Linked DNA regions of Homo sapiens: region 2 is linked to region 1. Evidence: chromatin loops called from intact Hi-C (ENCODE). Cell type or tissue: MCF 10A. All regions are shown on one strand. Links, peaks and the distances in the headings refer to the core of each region. The heading gives the core; the rest is flanking DNA.

Region 1 (5,389 bases), core at 100-5,099:
TTCCTCCGCTTGGTCAATTCTGCTGTTAATTTGTGTTAGGAAATTCTCGATTTTTTTTTTTTTTTGGAGACGGAGTCTCACTCTGTCACCCAGGCTGGAGTGCAGTGGCGTGATCTCGGCTCACTGCAAGCTCCGCCCCCCAGGTTCATGCCATTCTCCTGCCTCAGCCTCCCGAGTAGTTGGGACTACAGGCACCCACCACCACGCAAGGCTAATTTTTTTGTATTTTCAGTAGAGATGGGGTTTCACCGGGTTAGCCAGGATGGTCTCAATCTCTTGACCTCGTGATCTGCCCACCTCGGCCTCCGAAAGTGCTGGGATTACAAGCGCGAGCCACTTCTCCCGGCCAGCTTGGTTCTTTCTTAAAATGACCATTTCATCTTTCATCTCCTGTATCTTTTTATTGTACTCCTTAGATTCTTTAGATTTTTTGACTTTGTTCTGAATCTTGATGATCTTTGTTCCTATCCGTATTCTGAATTCAATTTTGTCATTTCAGCCATTTAGGCCTGATTAAGTACCATTGCTGGAAAACCAGTTCAGTTTTTGGAGGTAAAAAGGCACTCTGGTTTTTTGAGTTGCCAGAGTTCTTGCGCTTGTTCTTTCTCATCTATATGGGTTGATATTCTTTCAGTCTTTGAAGTTGCTATCCTTTGGATGTGTTTTTGGTTTGTTTGTTTGTTTTTGCTTTTATCTTCTTTGATTTCCTTGGGGGTTTGATTGTGGTACAAAGTGGGTTCAGTTAACTGGCTTCATTTCTGGAAGGTTTTAGGGGGCCAGTGCTCAGCTCAGCACTCCTGGGCTGTGTGCTCTAACTCTGGGGGGTGGGGCTGGTACCAGACTCCTGGCTTTTTCTCTCTGGCCCCTTGAGGTTATGAACCTGCTGTGCTGGCAGGGCTGAGATATTTCCAGTCCGCTGGCCAGAACGCTCCGGTGAAGGGGAGCTGGCCAAAGCACTGCGTCGGGGTGGCAGCAGCAGGATCTGTGCTCAGTTGCACATGCCTGCACCGTGGCAGAGTACTGGCGAGACTGGGGATGCGGTGCTCCTGCTCTGACAGTGGTGGTGGTGTGGCAGGGGCAGGGTGTTGGCAGGTGCAGGGCTTCCAGCCTCCATGTGTGCATTTGCACTGGTGGCATTGGCTGTGTGTGTGTTTGGTTGGGGGGGGGGGTGGTGGTGTGGAGAGAAGGGGGACAGGGCTGTGGCCTGTAATTTCTCTTTTTAAATAGTAAAATTATTCCTTCATTTATGCTTTCTAGTGTTTTAAAAATACTTTAGAGTTTTTTCAGGCCCTTTCATAAAAATTGTCTTATCTAGAATGATTCCTGTTCCATTGTTGGTTTTCTTGGTTCCTTTTCCAGTATCTTTATGGGTTCTGATATTGTACTGTGCAGGCCCATTTTGAATGGGAGGTATGTTTCTTTTTCTCTCTTTTTGTGTACTCCCATTCTTCATGTCCTGTGTTCTTCTGCTGTGCCCAACCCTACCTGCTGAATGAGAAACGTACCTGATCTTTTGACACTGAAACCGGAATCTTCGCTAAAAGGTATTTGGTAGTTCTGTCCTACAATGATACTGGAAATATTCACAGGTCCATTCACAGAGCTGACAGACTGCTTGGCATAATTCAGGTCATGATACTTTGATTGCATTCTGTTCTCTTCCTGGGCTGGCAGCTTGCTAAAAGTCAGAATTCCAGATGGCAGCCTTTCTCTTTTTCTGAGTATATATATATGAATATATTTATATTCCCTTATATATTTTATTTATCTTTATAAACCTATATCTATATCAGATCTTTCACAAATCTTTTTGAGCAAATAGTTTTAGTTCCTTTTACCTTACAGGAGATAAGCTTTTCTATTTCTAGATTTATATCTTAGCAAGTATGTACTCTTACCTTCTTTGCTGCTTTGCATATTTGTCTATTTCTTGTCTAAAGATATGTTTGTCTTGTTTTTGAACTTGCCTTCATGTTTTCAGTTTTCTTCCTTTATTTTTTCTATCACTGCTAGCACATAAAAGTGTGAAGTTACAGAGTCATCTTGACCCGAAATCCCCCATTTTCTTTTTTTATTATGAGAAAACACAAAAATGAAAGATCAAACTAAGTTCTTGCCTTTGAAGGGACATGTACATAGAAAATTGTCTTTAATTTGTGAGAGGTAGGATGAAAAAAAAGTTAACCAAGCCATTTGGAAGTGCCTTCATGATTTTGCAGTCTTTAAATTTGGAAGGACTAATTTCTTTGGCTTTTCTATCTCAGGTTTGTTTTGTGCTATAGGCATTTGAATGCATCTGTCTCATATTTTTTTTTCCAGTGGTATATTTCAAAAGCACATAAGTAAAGTAGTTTGTTTTTTTTTTTTCCAGAGAGAAATAGAACGTATGGATTTTTTTTTCTTTTTAAGGTACCTATGTTTTATTTGTCAAATCTGGTGGTTATATGAGTTATTGGCATCAAACCATAATGAAATTAAATGCTTTAAAGCAGTATCTCATTGCTGGGCTGAAGGTGTGTGAAACCTAGTTCATGTATAATTGCAGCATGAAGCCATGATGTAACAGTAAGAAAACTGAACAGCACCAACTGCTTCTAGGGAATACTGCAAAATTGATGATGATACTGAATGCTTTCACAGGTGCAAAACATAAATGTTCTTTTCTCTTGTCTTTAGGCTTGGCAATTACCCAACAATAACACTGGCTTGTTTATTTTAGATTTTGGGCATGCATTAACATTGCTAATAAGTTTTTCCTCTCCTCTCCTCTCCTCTCCTCTCCTCTCCTCTCCTCTCCTCTTGTCCCCTCACCCCCTCCCCTCCTTTCCTTTCTTTCCTTTCATTTTCTTAGTTAAATGTTAAAAATGAATGCAAAAATGTCTATCTTCCAGATTTTAATTATTTCCAGATTAATAACTTGAATTTCTGACCAATAATAGTTTGCCTTAATGTATACTGAATAAATGTAAGTCTATTGCTCTGAAGTGAATAGTAGCATATGAATTAAGCATTAACTCAGAACTTTTATTTAAAAGAATCTTCTTAGGCTACATTTAAGATAGAAAGAGGGTAAGTTCAGTTGTTAGCAACTATGATCTCCATGCTCAGCCAGAAGTTTTAGCTGACTAGTGACAGCTCTACATGAGAATAGCTGGGATGGGAGACTCAGAGCCCAGAGACTCAGTATCAGCAGATGGCAGTAAAGGTACATGGCAGAGATGGAGGCACTGAAAGGAATCTGATCCCTACAAAGACTAACTTAAGATCTAATTGATAGCATTATTGTTTTACCTCCCTGTTTGTAACAGGGAAACATGGAAAATATATTTCAAAAATTAGACATTAGGCAGTATGGGTGAAACTGTCCAGAGACATACAGCTTTCCTTACCACTTCACTTATCCAGTGTGATTGTCATGGCTGGGTAAGCAAATTTAAGGAAATGCTGTTTCCTAAAAGTGGGATGGTTTTCATACAGCCCTATCAACACAGCCATATTTCTTGACATTGTCTGTGCAACTCAGCACAAAATAAATGTTAAACAGTATAAAAAAAGGATCACGCATAAAAGCCACAGTGTCAGGACTTTTGTCTAGCAAAAGCAATATAAACACACTGTTTTTAAAAAGCATCCTGTTTTTGCTTAGATCGTCACAGAGTTGGCCAGCCTGACAGTACAAAGAGCTTTGTATAAAAAGCGCTCCATGACCTCTAATAAGTGATTTTTCTGAGCACTTCCTGCCTCTGGATGATAGTCATGTGGCGGTCACTAGTTTTAGATTATATTAGTTAGACTTCTCTCTGACAAAACAGCCCAAATACACTTTATAATAAATTACAGAGAAAACCAAGCCATTTTCCTGTGATGTACTGATATTAAAAAAGGATCTGTGATGATTCCTGAGGACCACTGAAGCAGAAACTTCACTTACTCCCTTGATTAAACAGAGCAGTCGTCAAGGGAACATACAACCAGCCATCACGAGATACTGGAGATTTTCCAAGAACTGTGATTTTCTTTCCGACTACGCTATCCAATTCACGTGCAATGGGACTCGCAGCATATTCTCTAGATTTCATGGTCTCCTGGTAGCGCCTCTAAATGTGTAAATGCCCAGAATTCTCTTGTTTTCTTTAGCCGGTAAAAGCATTCATATAATGACAATTACAATTACACAAATATAAATTTGCATCCAGAAAGCTTCCTGTTTTTTTTGACCTGACATCCATTTCTAACCTCTCTGAACATGTTGATGATGAGTGTCAATGGGATGCTGGAGGAGCCTGGCACTAGCTCGTGAGAGCTAATTTTGCATATCTTTCCCAAATGCCACATTCAGTGAATTCATATTGTTAGCTTGAAATATAGGCCATGGTAAAAGTATTTATTCCAGGGAAAGTGGCAAATGCTACAAATCACCACCCCACCCTTTTTTTTTCCCTGAGAGATGATTCTTAAAAACCAGTATGCCACTGAGTTTCTTGAACATTTCTTAGTAGCATTTAAGTATTCACTTAGAACAAGGGCATTAGGAAAGCTGAAAAGCTCAACTTCACTGTTGCCATTTCGTTTGAGATTTCAGTAAAAAAAAAATTCTTTTTCTTTTTGGAATCTATTATTTCACAGTTCTAGATTGGGCTAATTCACTCTGATGGTGAATGTAAGTTCTAAGAATATTACCCTAAAACCTACACATGTTCAGTTTACAAATACGAGATAGTATTTAATTTTATTCTCCACTTCCAGTACTTATTATGTACTCAATTTATTTGGTTTTTAGTAGTTTTAGGGGTGTTCACTCCTCTGAGTAATCAATTAAAACTCAGGACTTAAAACATTGATTTCTGATCCTTTCATCTCAAACATTTGAACTCACACACACACATATTTTGAAAGAAAGAAGTTTTTTTTTCAAGTTAAAAGACCGTATGGAAAAACTCAATTAGGTAACAAGCAGATCACTTTACCAAAATTTAAACAAAAAGTAATTCAGATGATATTGGTAGGTGGAGATTCACTCACATTAGGTGGTAAATGAAAAGGCCATGTGTGTCCCTGCCATTTTTTTTTTTACAAAGATATGTTACAGTGAGGGATTCTTTTTATAAAATTGCCTTAACATTAAGTATGTAGTTTTTTTGTTTTCTAATAATACTTCAGTTTCCAAATGGTTGGTACTATTTGCAGTACATAATTTTCCTGACAATGCATTTTACTGAGATTTATGAAGAAACAGAAAATATTTTAATGTTAAGATATTTATACTGTATTATGTTTAATCCAGTGAAGTCAGTAATAATCCTAGTTTCACATTTGTATTAAAAATATGAAGAGAGAGTAGATGACTAGAGATGTAAAACATTTAAATTTCTGAAGCACTCTCTGAGCC
Region 2 (5,389 bases), core at 83-5,082, 720 kb after region 1:
TCTTTTACATGAACAAGATAACTATTTACTTTCTCTTTAAAAATAAAGCATAATGAAACTGGACCCCTTCCTTATACCTTATACAAAAATTAACTCAAGATAGATTAAATACTTAAATGTAATACATAAAACCATAAAAACCCTAGAAGAAATCCTAGGCAATACCATCCAGGACATAGGCATGGGCAAAGACTACATGACTAAAACACCAAAAGCAATTGCAACAAAAGCCCCAGTTGACATATGGGATCTAATTAAACTAAGAGCTTCTGCACAGCAAAAAACAAAACCAAAAACAAACAAACAAAAAAACAAAAAACAAAAAACTATCATTACAGTGAACGGGCAGCCTACAGAATGGGAAAACATTTTTGCAATCCATCTGACAAAGGGCTAATATCCAGAATCTACAAGGAACTTAAACAAATGTACAAGAAAAATACAATGCTATCAAAAAGTGGGCGAAGGACAGGAACAAACACTTCTCAAAAGAAGAAATTTATGCAGGCAACAAACATATGAAAAAAAGCTCATCTTCACTGGTTATTAGAGAAATGCAGATCAAAACCACAATGAGATACCATGTCACACCAGTTAGAATGGTGATCATTGAAACGTCAGGAAACAACAGATGCTGGAGAGGATGTGGAGAAATAGGAATGCTTTTACGCTGTTGGTGGGAATGTAAATTAGTTTAAATGTTGTGGAAGACAGTGTGGCGATTCCTGAAGGATCTAGAACCAGAAATACCATTTGATCCAGCAATCCCATTACTGCGCATATACCCAAAGGATTATAAATCATTATACTAAAGAGACACATGCACACACATGTTTATTGCAGCATTGTTCACAATAGCAAATATATGGAACCAAATCAAATGCCCATCAATGTTAGACTGGATAAAGAAAATGTGGCACATATATACCATGGATTACTATGCAGCCATAAAAAAGGATGAGTTCATGTCCTTTGTAGTGACATGGATGAAGGTGGAAACCATCAATCTCAGCAAACTAACAGAGGAACAGAAAACCAAACACCACATGTTCTCACTCATAAGTGGGAGTTGAACAATGAGAACACATGGACACAGGGAGAGGAACATCACACACTGGGGCCTGTCGGGGTTGGGGGGCAAGGGGAGGGATAGCATTAGGAGAAATACCTAATGTTGGTGATGGGTTGCTGGGTGCAGCAAACCACCGTGGCACGTGTATACCTATGTAACAAACCTGCATGTTCTGCACATGTATCCCAGAACTTAAAGTATTAAAAAAAAAAAAAAGATGTTATTACCTCCTGGACTGGATTGCAGAGAAAACTGTAAATGTTTTAACACACTAGTGTTTCTACTGCCAAATTCCTGTTAGCTCATTAATTGCATTCCATATACACCTTTGCAAATGTTTGCCCTATAGTCTGTTTATAAACATCTTAGATATGGCAGAAATTTAAAAAAAAGTAAAAGAGATAAAAAACAACATTCATATGAATTATACTAATTTATTTTTATTTTTGAATTCTTATTTTTTGAGGGAATCGTAAGTATAAATTTACTGTATACCTAGTGGCGTATAGTAAAATTGTAGGCATAAGGATAAAAGGAAATAATAAACTTCATAGTGCTCAGCTTCAAACCCAAACCTCTAAATAACAGGACAGGCTCAGATACCTCAGGGATCAGGCAGATAATACAAATAAATGAAACAGGCAAAAAAGAGTACAGTCTTGCCAAGAGAGGCAATCCCTACTTAACTCCAACTGATTGTTCTCGTTTGAAAACACAAATCACAACTGCCAAATCTGATTGTTCAGGAGAAGCCAGAAATTCTGATGTATAACGTGAAACCTCTAGATTTCTTATATGGTAGCACAATTTTCTCTAAAACACTAGGTAATCTAAATAAAGCTGACCATCTATCAGTTTCAGTGCTGTGTTGTGCAAATGATGAATGGCATATCCCCTAATTGTGGTATTAGACTGCCTCTCACCAGCCACAATTTGTAATTGCAACAATGGCATCACCAGATAGGACTCTCCTGCTTTGCTATGCACACATTCCTGAGCCCTGGAGAACAACTAACTCTACAGGAAAAAGTGGAAGGCTCATCTAAGCCATTCTTGCTAGCTTTCATGACTAGCTGCTGGCCTACAGGCAATAAATTCCCAACTGCTCCTGCAAGTAGGCTTTAGGGCCTGGGAGGTCTTTATCTGGTTCAGAAGGCAAGGCTGCTTCTCAAAGCACCTCCAAGTGCTTTGGGGCCCCTGTTCAGATGGCAGGCATTTCTGGTTACCAGCACCTGATGACTGACAGGAGCAGGGCAGTCATACTCACATCCAGGAGCTTGGTGCTTAACAGATGGTACACTGATTTCACAACATCATCTACTCTGGGGATGATCCACTTGGCCACCACAATGATGCTGCTGACAGTGGTTGAAGTCTTCTTTTCAGCCTCTGAGCCCATTGTCATGGCAACAAGTTTTTCTCTCAAAGTGTGACAAATCTTCAAGATGACAATGCAGTGGGACATGAGACCCAAGGCATCCTAGATCCAGTCTTCATTCTCCAGAATGGGCTCTATGCCAGAGTGGGCGATGATGACATCATCTAGTTCTAACTCAGAGAGCTCAGATTGGGTCTCCATGGCACCCAAGAGACTCATAATGGGCTTAGAATCATAGCGCTGCAGCAGGTCTCCTGGCCAGCAGTAGCGCTGCACTCAAACCACCACCAAGACTGCAAACAAAGCCAGAAAGATGGTAGCCAGCACGCTTATGGCAACAATCACTGTGGCCTTCTTGCTTCTCTGTGGCTCCTGACTTAGTCTCACTCATATCCTCCTCATAGGCTAAATTTTCTGAACTGTAGATGACCAGTCCCATGGCGGTGGGAGCAAGCTATATTAATTTATTTTTTAAAGAAATGAAGAAGTATTTTTTAAATACCACAAAATATGATACCTTCAATTACGTTTAAAACAATAAAACAAACGAAACCCTTAGATGACAAATCCTAGTAACAATATTATATTGTGGTGCTTACCCAATCACGAATCTTCTGCCCATATTGCAGATATTTTAAGGGAAAAAAAAAAACAAGTAGAAACAAACAAAAAAATAGATTTACTGCTGGCCATATGGAGAAATTCTATTTTCAATAAATAATATAATTCAGAAAAGCTTTGTTGAGGACTAAAGCGAATAAGCACTTTGTAACCTTTACTTCTAAGAAACATTCCTTTTATTATCCATGTAAGTTATCTATAGAAAAAAATATTTCTAGCATGTTTTTATTTTTTTTTTAAGTTTTGTTTGAAGCTTTGAAGTATTCCTTAGCAATTTGTGTTTGGAGAGAAAAACTAGATATCTGGCATATGCAATAGGCACAACTTTTAGTTTGCAAGTGTTTTGATGTGATTTTTTCCACTGAAAATATTGCTATAAGAGCATAGAAATCAGAATAAGTTAAATCAATCTCCTTATAAAAAATTTTGGGGTTTGTGTAGACAATCTGTTGTAAGTTGTTTATGACTATTTCTAAGTATTTCTGTTAGCCATTTACAATTTTTTGTAAAAGTTGAGGCCATTCTGCTCCATTTTCTCTAAGTTCTCTCTCAAGGAAAAAATAAATTCTACCTAAAACTACACTAGAAAGTGTGTATATGCTCGCACATGTGTCCACATGGGGAAGAGTAGAGATTGGAGAAAATGTTCACACGGACAGGAAGGGGTATTACTGTGCCCTCTCAGAAATAAAGAACAAAATCAAGAACACTATGATTTTTCTTAATTTTAATATATCTTTTGAGTATTTGTATATAGTGACATTCTCATTAACTATGATTTCAGAACAATAGGAATTCTATATTTATTATTCTATTATTTTTCTATTAGTTCTTTCTCTCTAATATATGTTGCACAGAGGTATGCTTATATAAACCTAAATATGTTAATGAGGTGATTAAGACATAATATGCACTATATTATAAGACTGAAGTGTCTAGTCTAAATGACTTACTTTATGGTACAGTATAGGTTAAGTTTTCTGACTTTGTTTTTTTTGAGACCCAGTCATGCTCTGTCGCCCAGGCTGTAGTGCAGCGGTGCAATCTCTGCTCACTGCAAGCTCCATCTTCCGGGTTCACGCCATTCTCCTGCCTCAGCCTCCCGAGTGGCTGAGACTACAGGCGCCTGCCACCATGCCTGGCTAGTTTTTCGTATTTTTAGTAGAGACGGGGTTTCACCGTGTTAGCCAGGATGGTCTCGATCTCCTGACCTCGTGATCAGCCTGCCTTGGCCTCCAAGAGTGCTGGGATTACAGGCGTGAACCACCGTGCCCGGCCAGTTTTCTGACCTTTTTTTCTGCCTCCTGTGCACTATCTTATTTATTTAAATTTGGATAGTGACACAACTGATCTGAAAATTGCATGAATATACTCCTTTCAGATAATAATATATCCATGAGAAGAAAAAACACAAAATTTGAAAAAAATTGTATAACTTATACTTTGTCTTATTTAAGTATTTCTACTACATAGCAAGTAAAGTATATGAGTTTGATTTCACTTTCTTAAACTGAAAGGAAAATGATTGTACACATTTGAATAATATATTATTGAAACCTTAATGGTATTAGGGACATATCAAAAAAGAAATATTTACAATTGTTACAATTGATGGATAGTGTCTGACAAAAGTATTTATTTTTTGACATAAATGTAGTTTGGCTATTGATGAAGTTGTTAGGTAGCAATTTACTAATGTGTATAATATAATAACCAATAGATACAAATTCCTATTTCATGGAGGATGGAAATAAAGACAAAATAAAGAACTATGATCACACTGGGAGACTGAAAACATAAGCATATAATTAGATTAATTGAAATAGAGCTTTTTTGAGTTACATATTTCAGTTACAATCAAACCGATAGCTTAGTCCTTGAAGTTCTATAAAAGATGAATTAAATCTAATATATGCAATTGGTTGTATGCTCGAAAATTAGTTACTGAAATTCTCAAGCCCTTTCTATATTATTACAAAGGTTTTCTTCTGATAGCATATACTACTGGTTAATAAAAATTCACAGTAAATTCACTGAAAATATAACAATTTAAATTTTAACAATTTTGAAACATTCCACACTGGATTTGAATTTATTCTTTCCATTCCCTTTTCATTACATGTTTTAAGAAACTTCTATGAATATTACCTTTTATAAAAATGAGATACTTAAATACATTACATATAAATAGAAATCATGTAGTTAAAAATAAAATTCTATTTTTGAGTATTGAATGAACAATGAGGAAACTACTGACTTCCTAGAATATTTTAGATATATTCAAAATAAAATTCTCTAAAGAGTGGTTGAAGAAATAA

The links. A loop is a pair of places that touch in the nucleus more often than their neighbours do. Peaks named below come from ENCODE experiments on the same cell type or tissue, not always from the same donor. Only the 100,000 strongest peaks of a DNase experiment are listed, where the experiment ranks them.
Region 2: it touches region 1 in a loop (8-fold over the local background); 4 of 110 quality-filtered maps call a loop at or near these places.

What each region holds. Positions count from the first base shown.
Region 1 is chr6:64,009,236-64,014,624 of GRCh38, forward strand. All of the region lies in intron 33 of EYS (eyes shut homolog), which reads right to left. The region is part of intron 3 of LOC107986608 (a long non-coding RNA gene); the gene reads left to right. Among named protein-coding and RNA genes, the nearest start is that of SCAT8, 210 kb to the left of the region's middle. RefSeq lists silencers at 138-273, 3,001-3,295. In MCF 10A, for the core only: a CTCF peak has its summit at 3,195 (motif pointing right); a DNase peak (open chromatin) is centred at 3,186.
Region 2 is chr6:64,731,034-64,736,422 of GRCh38, forward strand. All of the region lies in intron 22 of EYS (eyes shut homolog), which reads right to left. It also overlaps the pseudogene TMEM98P2. Among named protein-coding and RNA genes, the nearest start is that of ZC3H11C, 570 kb to the right of the region's middle. In MCF 10A, for the core only: a CTCF peak has its summit at 2,037; no DNase peak of the experiment used is centred there.